Linked DNA regions of Homo sapiens: region 2 is linked to region 1. A link is a loop called in an ENCODE intact Hi-C map of the cell type or tissue named here. Cell type or tissue: A673. All regions are shown on one strand. Links, peaks and the distances in the headings refer to the core of each region. The heading gives the core; the rest is flanking DNA.

Evidence for each region. Peaks named below come from ENCODE experiments on the same cell type or tissue, not always from the same donor. Only the 100,000 strongest peaks of a DNase experiment are listed, where the experiment ranks them.
Region 2: it touches region 1 in a loop (3-fold over the local background); 6 of 110 quality-filtered maps call a loop at or near these places.

Annotation. Positions count from the first base shown.
Region 1 is chr2:188,998,866-189,006,865 of GRCh38, reverse strand. It overlaps COL3A1 (collagen type III alpha 1 chain), which reads right to left. Exons shown (of 51, transcript NM_000090.4): 30 at 7,483-7,581; 31 at 7,289-7,396; 32 at 6,971-7,024; 33 at 5,416-5,469; 34 at 5,277-5,330; 35 at 4,515-4,568; 36 at 3,804-3,911; 37 at 3,402-3,455; 38 at 3,079-3,132; 39 at 2,723-2,884; 40 at 2,502-2,609; 41 at 1,409-1,516; 42 at 607-660; 43 at 414-521. Among named protein-coding and RNA genes, the nearest start is that of MIR3606, 7.2 kb to the right of the region's middle. RefSeq lists an enhancer at 4,183-5,382. In A673, for the core only: no CTCF peak of the experiment used is centred there; a DNase peak (open chromatin) is centred at 4,635; H3K27ac peaks cover 1,539 bases.
Region 2 is chr2:189,421,441-189,430,607 of GRCh38, reverse strand. It overlaps a transcript of COL5A2 not described here. Among named protein-coding and RNA genes, the nearest start is that of WDR75, 15 kb to the left of the region's middle. RefSeq lists an enhancer at 3,310-3,912. In A673, for the core only: no CTCF peak of the experiment used is centred there; DNase peaks (open chromatin) are centred at 4,177, 4,297 and 4,737; H3K27ac peaks cover 2,745 bases.

The DNA of each region.
Region 1 (8,000 bases), core at 1-8,000:
AAAAGTAAATAATTTCATTATAATAGAATTATAGTATGCATGCAATTATTGGAAGTTAATATTGTTTTTGCCTTCAAAGTGCTAAAGCCCTGTTTATAGCTTTCTCAGGGGATCTAGACAGAAAAGTTGGGCAAGAGCCCTGTTAACTTGGCCTTGCATTTACCCAGCATATAGATAGTTGGTCTGATTAATATGATTTCGGGTTTCAGTAATGAATTCTTTATTGACTACTGCCAAGTACTTCTGGTATTGACTTATTCACACATTTGTCTAAGGAACAACTAGCATTAAAACTGTAAAACAAATGACAGTGGATATTTTGGTTGGCAGATCTGACATTCTACCTTCTACCTACAAATGTCTTTATTGAAGGAAATAGACAAACAAGACAGATGCTGCTTTTGGGAACTCACACTTTCTCCTCTGTCACCACTCTTTCCAGCTGGACCGACAGGACCAGGTGGGCCTGGATGACCAGGAGCGCCAGGGGCACCAGGAGAGCCATTTTCACCACGATCACCCTGTGAACAAATTCATAGGTACAAAATAAACATGATGATCACTTATTTTGATAACACAAATCAATTGCACATGTGTTTATTATACCTTGCCACCAGGAGATCCATCTCGGCCTGGAAGACCATCTGATCCAGGGTTTCCCTGATTAAAAAATGAGAAAGGAAATAAAATTTCTTGAAACCTTCCAAATGCCATTTCATCCATGCATTCTCAGCAGGGCAATATAATTCTCAAGGGGGTTAAAATTGGTTCTTGGGGGTAAGAAATCTTAGATATTACAAAGCAGTGTGGCCCTTCAAAGGGTCACAATGTCCAGACAGATAGTTAGTGTATTCATGGAGGAGAGGTGATTAGAAAAATGATATCCAAAAAGAGTCTTTACAGACCTCTAATAAATAAAAGTTTAAGAAATAGTGATCTAAACTGTTAGTGGAAATCTACAGTTTAATTAGTTTGCTTTAATCATTCCACATTGTATACATATATTAAAACATCACATTGTACCTTATAAATGTATACAATTATGATTTGTTAATTATAAATAATATTAATTTTAAATTCTTTAAAAATAATAAAAGACTAACCATAGATAACCGTAGAATATTTTCACTCAGAAAACATGTCAATTGTGGTTCTCCCCACTAACTTTTTTCCTAATTTAGTTAGAGATAATATTTTCTCCACAAATGATTATTCATTGGGTAAATACTAATGAACAAGAGCTTTTAAGTCTATCCTAAATTGTAATGAAAGAATTTCTGTTATTAGAGATAGAAGAACTTTGCTATGTGGCCATATTTACACTCTTAGACATTAAAGCTCAATTTCACCTTTGCTGAAATAAATTATCAAATTCTACCTGGCTGGTTGAATAAAAACTGCTACTCACATCTCTTCCAGGTTCACCAGCTGTACCAGCCAGACCAGGAAGACCCTGGGGTCCAGGGGGACCACGTTCTCCACTGAGACCGTTAGCTCCTGGTTTCCCACTTTCACCCTGTATACAAAGGAATGAAAAACATTTTGTTTCAACTTAAGAAATCAATTAAAATGGTGTTATCAGATATCTTTATTTTCAGGTAAAAAACTTATTTTATTTAATCTTCATTGAATTTTAAAATTAAAACTATGCCTGCTATGGGAAAAAATATGGGGGAGCAAGCTTCTTGCATTTTCTAACTTGCTCAGTGACTCTGGATGGCAAAGGGCTGAATAGTTACATTGATTATCTAATTCAGAATACTGTACATTGTAATCTGAGATGAATACATAAACATGATTAGTATAGGGAAAAACAATAATGAGCCATCATGAAACTAGAGGTGTATGGTGATCCTTAAAATTAGGTTATTTGTCTCTATCTGAAGAATATACACTTACCAGAAATATCATATCAATTGAACACACTTAAATATGAAATATTAATTTTATGACAATATTACATAACATTTTGTTGAAAGAAGTACTTAAAGTGCCATAATACGAGCCCTAATAAAAATGCAATTTTATTATCCTGTTTACCAAACGAATGTTTTAGATGCTAAGCACTAGAATGTTATAGGAATATAATACTAGTGAAAGAGAGTCAGGAGTGCAAGATGACTTGAATGGATGGATAACTAGCATTAATGAAAGACTTTCCAAGATCTATAAGCTAACACTATTTCCCCCTTCAAAACTGACAGTCAACAAATTGAAGAATATTCACAAGTTTCCTAAAAGAGGTGTTTGAGATGGCAATATTGTTTTCATCATATTAATTTATTTGTGTTTATATTCAAGGTTTGTCTATGATATGCCCTGTTTTGTGTTCTGGAGCCATTTATTAAAATTTATGCTTTTAAAAATCTAAAAATAAAAAAAAATTATCTCCTGGCTAATTTACTCCAGTGACAGAAAAACTTTTCATCCTTGATATGGTTAAGTGATCTCTGAAGGCTACCAAAGGAAGGAAGAGTGTAGTGGAAAATGACTATACTCACCTTGACACCCTGAGGGCCAGGGCTTCCCCTAGGACCTGGCATGCCTGGTGGTCCTGCAAGACCCCGTGCTCCAGTGATCCCAGCAATCCCAAGTGGGCCTGGAGCTCCCTAATACAGATAATGAAGACTTAGCTCATCTTTATGTGACAGTGTTTTTCTCTAATCGATTTGTGATAAAAATCAAAATAGTAGAATCAATTTAAAAAAATGAAGTTACTTACTGGTGGGCCCTGGGCACCAGGCGATCCCTTCTCTCCTGGTTGGCCAGCATCACCTTTTGGTCCAGACACTCCAGGGCTGCCAGGAGCACCAGTGTTACCCGCAGGACCTGGGGGCCCATCCTTGCCTGGAGAACCGCTGGGACCTGGGGGTCCTGGGTTACCCTACAAATAATTGTTTGAAATTTGAATATTTATAATAAAAAGTGCATTTTTTCTTTCTTTTTTTACTTACTTCAAATAATTTTATTTGAGACTTACTAGAGAAATAAGTAGCAATGTGTAAGTTTCTCATCCTATACATACATGAATGCTCTTTCTGAAGTGTATGATGAGAAAAGACTTTAACAATTACTTACATTACTACCAGGAGGACCAGGAAGACCACGAGCACCAGGGAAGCCAGCAGCACCCTGTGAAATGGTAATATATTTTTGAATTTCAAAAGTAGAACAAATAACTGTACAACAAACAAAAAGTATAATGTGTGGCATGATCTGCATTGTACCTGAAAGTCATTTATGGTTTGTGTTTCCCCTTGGAATTTACATATAACTCATGTATGAATGAGCGATTACAATTTTTACATTCTCTTTATGGAACTAGTGTCTCAAATGCAGCTTTTATACAGGTTGATATCAATTAATGCTTTTCAATAATAGTTAAGAGGATCAATACTTACAGGTCCACCAGGACTGCCACGTTCACCTTTGACACCTTGGGGACCAGGAGGACCCTATATGAAATGGAAGGAAATTATGTAAGAATAGCACCAAAATCAAAATTTGGGAAAAGCATTAAGCCTTTGAAAACCAGGAACTCTATGAAGAGGTTAAAATAACTTTTAGATTGCTGGTGCTGAGATTCATACTTGGACTATATTCATATAAAGATTATATTCTTGACACTATGACATGCTATCTCAGTATAAAATATTAAATTACTGATAAACCTCCATGTTTTTCCATTAGAACACTTAGGACTTACAGAGGGGGGAGAGGGAGAGAGAGAGGGAGAGATAGACAGATAATCAATAGATAGATAGATGATAGATAGATAGACAGAGAAAGAGGAAGGAACTTACAGCAGGTCCAGAACCTCCAGGGGGTCCTGCAACTCCAGGAGGGCCTCCTTCACCTTTCTCACCCGGAGCCCCTCTTTCTCCTTTACCACCAGGTTCACCATTCTGTCCCTACATGCAACAACAACAGCAATCTCTCAGCTGACACTCTTTATGATACAATTGGCTTATTATTATTTCTCTTCAGAATATAGAATTCTTCAGATGGAAGGAGTTGAAATAAAATTTAAAAACAAGGCTTTCTGAAGACATGACAAAATGAAGCCAATCAAAATATTTTCATGATCAAAGAACATGACCAAGAAAGCATAAACTGTGCATTATTTGCCATTAGGGAGGGAGGAAGTGTCTCTAAGGATTAAACATTTGAAAATCAGCACCAGTAAATTTTTTTGAGAAAGACCGGATTTAAGAGAAAATTTTAATTAGTACCATCTTATAATGGAAGAATTTACAAAAATTCAGAGTGCTTTTAAATCCATGATACTGCTTTAGTTCATTACCCAGTCATAAAAGCAGGACAGGTGTTTTTATTTCCATCTTTCAAAGAGCGACAATAGGGGTAAAGTAAAACAAAATAGGGGTACAATAATCCTATAGGGAATGAGCAGCTAAAATGAGACTAGAAACCAAACTTGACTATACTTTTGTAATTTTTCAGCAAGATAGAGATCCTGGGCTATGGGACATGTATGTATAAATATTCACACTTACAGGAGCACCAGGGAAACCAGCAGGTCCTGGAGGGCCAGTTTCACCTCTCTCACCCTGAAGAGAAAAATATCCTCCTTAGTCACAGTGAAGTGTGCGTCATCTCCTTTAGGCAGGAAATGTCATCTTATCATCTTATCTTTTCTTTCCTTTAAGCAGGAAATGTGCAGAGTAGCCAATAAACTTCTGAAGACTTTGCCACTTCTCAATAAAATTAGGAGTGGAAAATACCAGAACCATTGATTCCTTCTGCCTCCTACTGTGATATTATTTGCAAGAAAAATAGTTTGAGAATTTTAAAGTATTTAACACATTTATATATATAGATATTTATGTATTTCAATATATGGTAGAAGCTTAACTGAAAAATTAACTGATTTATTTTTAAAAACCATTTACTAAATATCTTTCCAGAGTCTTAAATCCTGAAGGTCAAGACTTTTAAATCTAGAAGGAGTCTCAGGCAAAGATTCTATAGGCTTAAGAAATACCTAATTACAAACATGTACTACTTGTGCAATTCATGTATTTTTTCCAAAGTTATTTAGGAAAGAAATCCTGATTTAAAATGGTCTCCTGTGAATGTTAGATTTAAGAAATTTAACATTCCCTTGCATGCTATATGGTTCCTTATATGGTTTTTGAAGATAATATCTCCAAATTGAGGCTCAGGGAACTGAGGGCAAAACTGCCAAAAAGGGAAGCATAAGTAGCTACTGTCTGTATGGGGTTAAAAAGTATGTTGAGAATGTCTTTAACACTTACAGGGCTACCACGAGGTCCAGCTATACCTGGAAGTCCGGGGGCACCACCTTCACCCTGGAAAAAGAGAAGCCATGTCACTGTCTTGCATCCAAAAGAGAGAGACATTTTCTTTTTATATCCAGGTAGTATTAAGGGTTACCTTATCTCCAGGCTGGCCAGCTGGGCCAGGAGGACCAATAGGACCAGTAGGACCCTAGAGGAAATAAAAATATTTTTTAATTTTGAAGATACAAATATCGTTTTTTGCATTAATCAAACAGAAAGTATATAGACATAGATACCTAATAAACTAGATAACATACTTTTTAAAAATTTTTATGGCTTGAATGCTATGCTTTTCTCTCAATGTGTAAATACTGCAGAGCTCAGTAAACACAAGCCTCTTTGGGGATAACTCTGGGAGAAAATAGGATTCAGCAATAGTTTATTGATTCATTTATCTTTATCTCCATTGTAGAAGATAAATAGGATGTCATGTAAGATCTTACAGTAATGTCTTTTTAAATTAAAGTACATTTCTTTATTCAATTGCTTGATAATTTAAATGTTTTCTCAAAGTCTCATTGTACATATTAAATTTTTCAACTTGAAATTTTCAAATAGTAGTTTTACTTATATTACAAAACTGAAGTATTGAGCACTCTTTTTACCTGAATGACGGCTTATCTACTTAGTCTGTCAAAAGCGAAGCATTTATGAATTTCTTTAAGGCAACTATTATATAAATTTATTAAAAGACTTAATTATAATCATATTTAGGAGATGTTTTTTGTTTTGTTTTTGACTTTTAGTTTGAATTATAGATTCATAGGATGCTGCAAAGGAATATACAGGGAAATTCTGTGCACTTTTCTCCCAGCGTCCCCTAATGTTAACATCTTACACAACTATAATATAATATCAAAACTAGGAAATTGACATTGATACCATCCATAGAGCATGTTCAGATTTCACCAGTGATACACACACTCATTTATGTGTGTGTATATGTAGCTCTATAGAATTTTATCCCATGTGTAGATGTGCCTGACTACCACCTCAATCAAGATACTCAAATGTGCAATCACCATAAGACTCCCTTGTGTCATGTCTCCATAGCCACATCCATCTCTCTCTTTCTCATTCTTAACTGCTAGCAACCACTAATCTGTTCTACATCTCTACAAGGAAGTTATTTTGCAAATATTGTAGGAATGGAATCATGCAGTATGTATCCCTTGGTGACTGAATTTTCTTCACTGAGTATGTTGTCCTTGAGGTTTGTATAATTTGCTGTGTGTACAGCATCAATTGTTCATTCCTTTTTGTTGCTAAATACTATACAATTTTTAAATATTAAGTCTATTAATGAGGAGTACTTACTATATTGAATTTTGATGACTTTTAGTTTCTTAATGAGCAGCATTGATTATCCTAAATTTCAGTGATTATCTCAGATTTTAGTGACTCACAAATGCTAGTTTGTGACCTTTATCGTACTCTTGAGGCTTTTTCATTCTTTAGTCACTGTAGATCTATCAAGTAGCCATAGATATAGACCACAAATTTCATTATAAATCAAGTCATTCGGGTCTTTAGGTGGTAAAATATCTAATTTCTCTTGAGTAGTTTTTGGAAAAAATTAAAGTTGAAGTGCAGGACTGTCCCATATGACATATAGATAAGGCCTGCTTCTCCTCACTGGGAATACTCACCCTTGGGCCATCTTTCCCTGGGACACCATCAGCACCTGGACCGCCTGGTTCACCCTGTCAAATAAAAGCCAATGTCATCAGATTCAAAGTATCTTCAGTGAAAATCAGCCAAGAAGAGGAGTAACTCTCAGGATTTGTAGGGATATATATTGGGTGTTCTAATTCATTGTTGCTTTAGGAATCCATCTTAAATTTCACTTACTATAAAATGATAACATTAATTTTGAAAATACAGTCGATTACTTTCCAGGAGTGTTGCTTTTTTTAAAACCTACAATGACTGATTTATTGAACAATTAAGAGAAAACAAGTCAACACCTTGTCACCCTTTGGACCAGGACTTCCAAGACCTCCTCTTTCTCCAGGCATTCCTTGCAGACCAGGAGTACCAGCAGCACCAGGTGGCCCAGGAGGACCAGCAGCACCCTGAAAATAAGTGAGAAATAATAAATGATCAGAAGGAAATCAAATGCATTTTTTAAACCTAGGTGAATGGAATGCTGTGGAGTTACCTTTCCTCCTTCGGGACCAGGGGGACCAGCTCCACCTCTAAGTCCTGGGGCCCCTGCCAATCCAGGAGGTCCACGTTCACCAGGGGCACCAGCATCACCCTGTGACAAAAATATGTAAATAACCATATTAGACAACCCAAAGCTAAAAACAAAGCACCTTAACTTGCATCATTTTGAATCAGGCCACTAGGTTATTATATTGTGAACAATCTAGAAATTTGTATACTTAAAAATAGTTGAACAGCTGGGTGGGAACTAGAAGCTTAAAAGAGTGTCTAAAATAAAACTTGGATACTTAGTCTGGTTAAGTGTGAGCTGTCATTGAAATACTTATTATTTTATTCACAAGAGCAACATTTTAAAGTTCTTTTTACCAAAACAGTTTTCCTACATAGAATCAACATATTGGCAATATTTTTCCGTTTGAAATTTTAAGCCCGTATTTGATTCTGTAGTGATTATGAATGTCAGAGAATTGGACCTTCCAGATTAAAGCAAATTTAATGTATTGAAAGTGT
Region 2 (9,167 bases), core at 473-8,472, 420 kb before region 1:
TCAGACTGCTGCACTAGCAGTGAGCAATGCTCCGTGGGTGTGGGTCCTGCGGAGCCAGGCACAGGAGAGAATCTCCTTGTCTGACAGTTGCTAAGACCTTGGGAAAAGCACAGTATTTGGCCAGGAGTGTCCTGTTTTTCCAGGTACAGTCTGTCATGGCTTCCCTTGGCTAGCAAAGGGAAATCCCCCAACCCCTTGTGTTTCCTGGGTGAGGTGACCTCAGGCCCTAACATCTTTGTTAGTCCTGGGTATCTTTTCCTCTCACTCATGTAGCTGTATCTCCTTTTAGTTTAGCTTCCTTTGTTTCACACATCTTCTTTAGAACCCCTCCATTAGATGAGTATCTATATCTCAACTCAACTGTGAATAGGGATAGTTTTCTTTCTGTAGGACTTCAGAGTCCTGTGCAAGTTGTGATATTTATGGATAATCAAGATATTCCCTAAACATTCTTGGGCAGGAGAATTGGGAGGTAGGTGCAGTGCAAGGGAGAGGAGTTGGCCTAACTCCACTAATATGCTGTGGCCCGTGTTTTACTTCTTTGAGAGCAACTTCAAAGCAAATCTGTCAATGCCAGTAAATACATTAAAGAACTAACTGTGGGGGAGAGTTAGTAAAAATTAATAAAGCCTTTTCCTTTTATACCATAAGAATGTGACCTTCACTTAATTTTCTCTCTGTTCCACTGGAAATCAGATGAAGATAGAATGTCAACGATGTTACAGTCAGTATTGCCTACAGTAATATTATCCCTGAATGATAAATTGCAACCAAACAAGAAGGAGTTATAAATGTCCCATAAATACCTGAAGATAGAATGTCAACTATGTTACAGTCAATATTGCCTATGGTAATATTATCCCTGATTGATAAATTGCAACTAAACAAGGAGGAATTATAAATGTCCCATAAATATCTGATGAGAGTGCTATAATTTGGGCTTCCCTGAGTGTGTTAACTCTTGTAATTGGGTATGTCTCTCATGTGAATCCTGGAAGCCTGTGGAGTTGCTACAAGAGATATAGTGTCTTGTGGGACATGAGACTCTTAAGTAGGGCAACCCCTGAACCTGCCAGATGAGAAGTAAATGAAATAAGCAATGAAGGTGAAACTGAAGTTATACTTTTAAAATCTCATACCCCCAGGCATCACCTTAGAGTCAACCTTCTTTGAAACCACTGTCTCAGAGAAATCCCTCCAAGACACAGGTAATTAGAGAGGGTATGTGAACCAAGGAGCCAATCAAATTCTCCCACATAAGAATTTGGGACACAGAAGATGAAGCTGAGGACCACAAGGATTTAGATACTGATGCTGTAAGTTATTCCTTTCTTTTTTTTAAATTTAACACTTTCTAAAAATTGACAGATAAAATTCTATGTATTTATTATGTACAACACGATGACTTGAAGCACATATACCTTGTGGAATGGTTAAACCTACCTAATTAATATATATGTATCAACTCACATGGTTATCATTTTTGTGTTGAGAACACTTAACATTGACTCTCTTAGCATTCCTCAAGAGTGCAACATATTGCCATTTATTATGGTCCCTATGCTGTACAATAGCCCTCTTGAATTTATTCTTCCGGCCTGATTGTAATTTTGTGTTCTTTGACCAAAATCTCCCTAACAACCACTCCCACAATCACTGCAGCCTCTGGTAACCACCATTCTACTTTCTATTTTTTGACATTGACTTTTTAAGTTGCCTCATTATGAGTGAGATCATGTGGTGTATTAGGCCATTCTTGTGCTGCTATAAAGAAATAGCTGGTACTGGATAATTTATAAAGAAAATAGGTTTAATTGGCTCATGGTTCTGCAGGCTGTACAGGAAGCATAATTCTGGCATATGCTCAGCTTCTGGGAGGCCTCAGAAACTTGCAATCATGGCAGAAGGCAAAGGGAGAGTGAGACATCTTACATGGCAAAAGCAGGACTGAGAGATGGGGAAGTGCTTCATACTTTTTTATTTTTTTTTTCAGACGGAGTCTCACTCTGTCACTGAGGCTGGAGTGCAGTGGCACAGTCTTGGCTCACTGCAACCTCCGCCTCCTGGGTTCAAGCAATTCTCCTGCCTCAGCCTTCCAAATAGCTGGGACTACAGGTGCGTGCCACCACACCCAGCTAATTTTTGTATTTTTAGTAGAGATGGGATTTCACTATGTTAGCCAGGCTAGTCTCAAACTCCTGACCTCATGATCCACCTGCCTTGGTCACCCAAAGTGCTGGGATTACAGGTGTGAGCCACCATGCCTGGCTCACAGTTTTAAACAACCAGATATCATGAGAACTCTATCATGTGAATAGCACTAGGGGTATAGGGCTAAATAATTCATGAGAAACCACCCCCATGATTCAGTCACCTTCTACCTCCAGCATTGGGGATTATATTTTAACATGAGATCTGGGCAGGTACACACACCAAACCATATCATTTCACCCTGCCGCTTCCCAAATCTCATGCCCCTCTCACATTTCAAAATACAATCATGCCTTCCCAACAATGGCCCAAAGTCTTAACTCAGTCTAGCATTAACTCGAAAGTCCACAGTCCAAAGTCTCCTTTGAGGCAAGACTAGTCCCTTCTGCCTATGAGCCTGTAGAATAAAAAACAAGCTAGTTTCTTTCAAGATACAATGGGGGTAAAGGCATTGGGTAAATGCTTTCATTCCAAATGTAAGAAATTGGCCAAAACCAAGGGGCTACAGGCCCCATGCAAGTCTGAAACTCAGCAGGGCAGGTATTGGGTAATTACTTCTATTCCGAGGGAGAAATCAGCCAAAGAAAGAGTCTATAGGCCTGTGCAAGTCTGAAAGTCAGCAGGGGGTTGAGAGCTTAAAGTAATTAAATCTTAAAGCTCCAAAATAATGTATTTCGACTCCTTGTCCCATATTCAGGGCATGCTGGTACAAAAGGTGGGCTCCCGAAGCCTTGGGAAGCTCTGTCCCTGTGGCTTTGCAGGGTTCACCCACTCTGGCTGCTCTCATGGGCTGGCATTGAATGTCTGTGGCTTTTCCAGATGCATGATCCAAGCTGTTGGTGGAGCTACAATTCTGGGGTCTGAAGGATGGTGGTCCTCTTCTCATAGCTCCACTAGGCAGTGCCCCATTGGGGATTCTGTGTGGGGGCTCCAACCCCACATTTTCCTTCTGCATTGTCCTAGTAAAGGGTCTCCGTGAGGGCTCTGCCCCTGCAGCTGGCTTCTGCCTGGACATTCAGGCTATTCCATACGTTTTCTAAAATCTAGGCAGAGGCTCCCAAGCCTCAACTCTTGGACTCTGTGCACCTACAGGTTTAACACCATGTGGAAGCTACCAAGGTTTACAGCTTGCGCTCTCTGAAGCAATAGCCTGAGGTGTACCTGAGCCCCTTTGAGCTACAGCTGGAGCTGGAGTGGCTACGATGTAGGGAACAGTTTCCTGAGGCTGCATGGGGCAGAGGGGCCCTGGGCCTGGCCCAATAAACCATTCTTCCCTCCTAGACATCTGGGCCTGTGATGGGAGGGGCTGTCATGAGGGTCTCTGAAATGCCTTTGAGGTCTTTCTCCCATTGTCTTGGCTATCAGCACTTGCCTTCCTTTTAGTTATGCAAATTTCTGCAGGCTGCTTCAATTCCTCCCCTGAAAATGGGCTTTTCTTTTGTACTACATGGCAAAGCTGCAAATTTTCCAAACTTTTACACTTTGCTTCCCTTTTAGATATAAGTTTCAGTTTTAGGTCATTTCTTTGCTCATGCATAGAAGCATAGGTTGTTAGAGGTAGCCAGGTCACATCTTGAATGTTTTGCTGCTTAGAAATTTCTTCTGCCAGATACACTAAATCATCCCTTTTAAGTTCTAAGTTCCACACATCGCTAGAGCAGGGCACAATACAGCCAGATTCTTTGCTAAAGCATAGCGGAAGTGACCTTTACTGAAGTTTGTGAACCCTGAAAATCTGAGACAGTTAATTTAGAAAGTTGATTTTGCCAAGGTTGAGGACACATGCTCATGACGCAGCCTCAGGAGGTCCTGATGACATGTGCCCAAGGTGGTTAGAGCACAGTTTGGCTTTACATTTATGGAGACATGAGACATCAATCAACATATGTAAGATGAACAGTGGTTCCGTCTGAAAAGATGGGAAAACTCGAAGCAAAGATGGTAAGACTTTAAGCAGGGAGGGGGCTTCCAGGTCATAGGCAGATAAGAGACAAGTGGTTGCATTCTTTTGAGTTTCTGATTAGCCTCCCCAAAGGATGCAATTAGAAATGTATTTATCTCAGTGAGCAGAGGGGTGACTTTGAATAGAATGGGAGGCAGTCCTAAGCAGTTCCCAGCTTGACTTTTCCCTTTAGCTTAGTAAGGTCCTAATTTCTATCTGAGACCTCCTCAGTCTGGAATTCCTTGTCCATATCACTATCAGCATTTGGGTCATAACAACTTATCAAGTCTCTAGGAAGTTCCAAACTTTCCCTTGTCTTCCTGTCTTCTTCTGAGCTCTCCAAACTCTTCCAACCTGCCCATTACCCAGTTTCAAAGTCATTTCCACATTATCAGGTATCTTTATAGCAATGCCTCACTCTTGAATACCAATTTTCTGTATTTACTGCTATAAGGAAATATCTGAGACTGGGTGATTTATAAAGAAAAGAAGTTTAATTGGCTCAGGATTCCACAGGCTATACAGGAAGCATAATTCTGGCATCTGCTCAGATTCTGGGGAGGCCTCAGGAAATGTGCAATTATAGCAGAAGGCAAAGGGGGAGTGAGGCATCTTACATGGCAGGAGCAGGACCAAGAATGGGAGGGAGGTGCTACACACTTTTAAACAACTGGATCTCATGAGAACTCTGTTACGAGAACAGCATCAGGGGGATGATGTAAACCATTCATGAGAAACTGCCCCCATGATTCAAGCACCTTCCACAAGGCCCCACAATCAGCACTGGGGATTACATTTCAACATAAGATTGGGGTGGGGACAGAAATTCAAATTGTATCATGTGGTATTTGTCTTTCTGCACCTGTTTTATTTCACTTTGCATAATGTCCTCTAGGTTTATCCGTGTTGTATTAAATGACAGAATTTTATTCTTATTTTATGGCTGCATAGTATTTCATTGTGTATATATACCACTTTAAAAAATTCTATTCATCTGTTTATGGATACTTAAATTGATTCCATATCTCAGCTATGTTGCTTGCAGTAAACACGAGAGTGCAGATAGCTCTTTGACATACTGATTTCATTTTCTTTGGCTATATACCCAGTAGTGGGATTGCTCGATCATATAATAGTTTCATTTTTTTATTTTTTGAGGAAACTCCATATTGTTTCCTATAATGGTTGTATTAATTTGCATTCCCACCAACAGTGTGCAAGAATTTCCTTTTCTTCACATCTTTGCCAACTTTTGTTATCTTTTGTCTTTTCGATAATAGTCATTCTAACAGAAGTGAGATGATACCTCCTTGTGGTTTTGCATGTGCTGTGAGATAAGAGTCTAATTTCCTTCTTTGCATGAGGATGTCCATTTTTCCCAATACAATTTATTGAAGAGACTGTCCTTTCCCCACTGTGTGTAGTTTGTCAAAAATAAGTTGGCTGCAAATGAGCAGATTTATTTCTGGGCTATTTTGTTCCATTGGCATATATATCTGTTTTTATGTTAGTACCACGGCTGTTGGGTTACTAGAGCTTTGTAATATATCTTGAAGTCAGGTACTGTGATGCCTCTAGCTTTGGTCTTTTTGCTTAAGATGATTTTGGCTAATCAGGTCTTTTTTTGTTCCACACAAATTTTAGAATGTTTTTTCTCTTTATGTAAAGAATGCCATTGCTATTTTGATAAGGATTGCATTGAATATATTTGGGTAGTGTGGACATTGTAACAATATTAGTTATTTCAGTCCATGAATACAAGTACCTTTCTGTTTATTTATGCCTTCTTCAATTTATCTCATAAATGTTTTATGATTTTCAGTGTAGATTTCTTTCATCTCCATGGTTAAATTTATTTCTAAGTATTTTATTTCTTTTGTAGCTACTATAAGTGGAATTGTTTTCTTGATTTCCCTTTCAAGTAGATTGCTGAAGTACCACTGACTTTTGTATGTTGATTTTGTATCCTGCATCTTTACTGAATTTGTTTATTAGTTATAACAATTATTTGGAAGATTTTTTAGTTTTTAAAAAAAGTACATAAAGTCATGTCATCTGCAAATAGAGACAACTTCTTCCTTACTAATTTGGATGGCTTTTATTTCTTTCCTTTGCCTAACGGCTCATTAGAACTTCCAGTACTATGTTGAATAAAAGTGGTGAAAATAAGCATGTTTGTCTTGTTCCAGGTATTAAAAGAAAAGGTTTAATTTTTCCCCATTGAATATTCTGTTAGCTATGGCCTTTATTGTGTTAAGGTACATTTCTTTTGTACCTAATTTATTCACAGTTTTTTAATCATTAAAATATGTTAAATTTTGTCAAGTGCTTTTTCTGAATATATTGAAATGATATAATTGTGTCTTTCATTCTGTTAATGTGGTGTATTACATTTATTGATTTGCATATGTTGAATCATCCTTGCATTTCTGGGATGAATCCCACTTGATCATGGTGAAGGATCTTTTTAAGATACTATTTAATTTGTTTTACTGGTAATTTGTTGAGCATTTTTGCATCTTTGTTCCTCAGGGATGTTGGCCTGTAGCTTTTTTTTTTCCCCCTCGTCTGATTTGGTATGCTAGTCTCATAAAATACATTTATTAGTATTCCCTCCTCTCCAATTTTTTGGAAGAGTTTGAGAAGGATTGGTATTAATTATCCTTTAAAGGTTTGGTAGAATTCAGCAATGAAGCCACCAGGTCCTGGGTTTTTCTTTGATAGGTGACATTTTATTACAAATTCAATCACTTTTCTTGTTATTGATCTGTTCAGAATTTCCTTTTCTTTATAGTTCAATCTTGTATGTGTCAAGGAATTTATCCATTTCCTCTGTGTTACACAATTTGTTGGCATATAATTGTTCATAATAGTCTCTTATTATCCTTTGTATTTATGTGTTATCCACTGTGATATTTTTTGTTTCATTTCTAATTTTATTTTTGTTTTCTTCTCTTTTTTCCTTAGTCTAGCTAAATGTTTTTTCTAATCTTTTCAAAATACTAACTCTTCATTAAAAAAATTTCCTATTATTTTCCTAGTTTCTATTTCATTTATTTCTTTTCTGATCTTTATTATTTCCTTCTTTCTACTAAATTTGGGCTTAATTTTTTCCTATTTTTTTAGTTCCTTAAGGTGCAATGTTAGGTTGTTTATTTGAAATTTTTATTTTTTGATGTAGGCACTTAGTGCTGAAAACTTCCCTCTTAAAACTGCTTTTGTTATATCCCATAGCTTTTGATATGATTTTCAGTGTAGATTTCTTTCATCTCCATGGCTTTTGATATTGTGTTTTCATTTCCATTTGTCTCAAGATATGTTTTAAAGTTCCTTTTAATTTTGTCATTGACCCATTTGTTGTTTAGCAGTATGTTTTTAAATATCCATTTTTTGGGGTGAATTTTCTTTTCTTTCTTTTTTTTTTTTTTTTTGAGACAGAGTTTCGCTCTTGTTGCCCAGGCTGGAGTGCAACGGCACAATCTCGGCTCACCACAACCTCCGCCTCCCAGGTTCAAGCAATTCTCCTGCCTCAGCCTCCTGAGTAGCTGGGATTATAGGCGTGTGCCATCATGCCTGGCTAATTTTTGTATTTTTAGTAGAGACGGGGTTTCACCATGTTGGTCAAGCTGGTCTCGAACTCCTGACCTCGTGATTTGCTCGCCTTGGCCTACCAAAATGCTGGAATTACAGGTGTGAGCCACCACGCCTGGCCTTGGGTGAATTTTCTGAAGTTCCTCCTGTTATTGACTTCTAATTTTATACCAGGTGGTCAGAAAAAATGCTTAATGTGATTTCAATCTTACTGAATTTAAAACTTGTTTTGTAGCCTAACACATGATTTATACTGGAGAGTGCTCCATGTGCCATTGAGAGAATGTGTGTTCTGCATATGTCCATTAGGTTCAGTTGACCTAAATAGTAGTTTAAATACTATGCTTTCTGACTGATTTCCTTTCTGGATTATCTGTTCATTGCTAAAAGCAGGGTATTGAAGTCTTTGAGTTTACAAATTCTTTCTTCTGCTTGATCAATTCTGCTGTTTGAGCTCTTTATTATATTTTACATTTTGTTCATTGCATTTTTTTAGTTCCAAAATTTCTGTTTCTTAAAATATTATTTCAATCTCTGTTAAATTTTTCATTCTGGTCACTTATTGTTTTGTTAATTTCTTTGAATTATCTCTCTCTATTTTCCTAAAGTTTGCCAAGTTTCCTGAAAACAGTTATTATAAATGTTTTGTCGGGCAGTTCATATGTCTCCAGCTCTTTAGGGCCAGTCACTGGCACTTTATTTTTTCTCTCTGGTGTTGTCATGTTTTCCTAAATGTTCTTGGTCATTGTGGCTATGTGATAATGCCTGCACATGTGAAGAAGTAGGTACTTATTCCAGTCTTCATAGACTGAATTTGTCTAAGAATGCCTTCCAATAGTAAGCCTGTCCAGAGATTCTGGGCAGATCATCTGGTATGGCTGCTATTCTTGGGACCACCGTGGCCATTGCAGTCCTAGGGAGCATCATAAGCTTGGACTGCTATGGCTGGCACAATGCCAGGCTGGAATCTTGTGGTTACTGAAGCTGGTGTGGAGCTGGGATGTGCTAGAAATCCTTAGTCATAGAGGCTGGTACATTGCTAAGACTGTGAAGCCCACAGCTGCTGAGGTCTGCCTCCTGTCTGCCACTGAGATTTGTCCAAGGCCCAAGGCCACTGTAGATGGTCAGTGGTGATGCAGACTGCAGATTGAGTCTGTCTTGCAGGAGCTGTGGTTCCCACTTGGTCCCTGGGCAGTCATTGAGGCTAGGTCTGTGGGCACTGGCCTGGAGTCAGGGGCTGTGGGGGTCTGTGTGGTAGTGATTTTTACTGTGGTGGTCCCTGTGTTAGTGTCCATGGCAAATTCCTTTGCTTACTTCTCTCTCTTTCCCCCAAGCAGATGGTGGCTTTCACTGCACTGTGCTACCTGGGGTTGGGGAAGGGGTGCTGCAGGTAACATAAAACTATCTTTCCTACTCTCCTCAG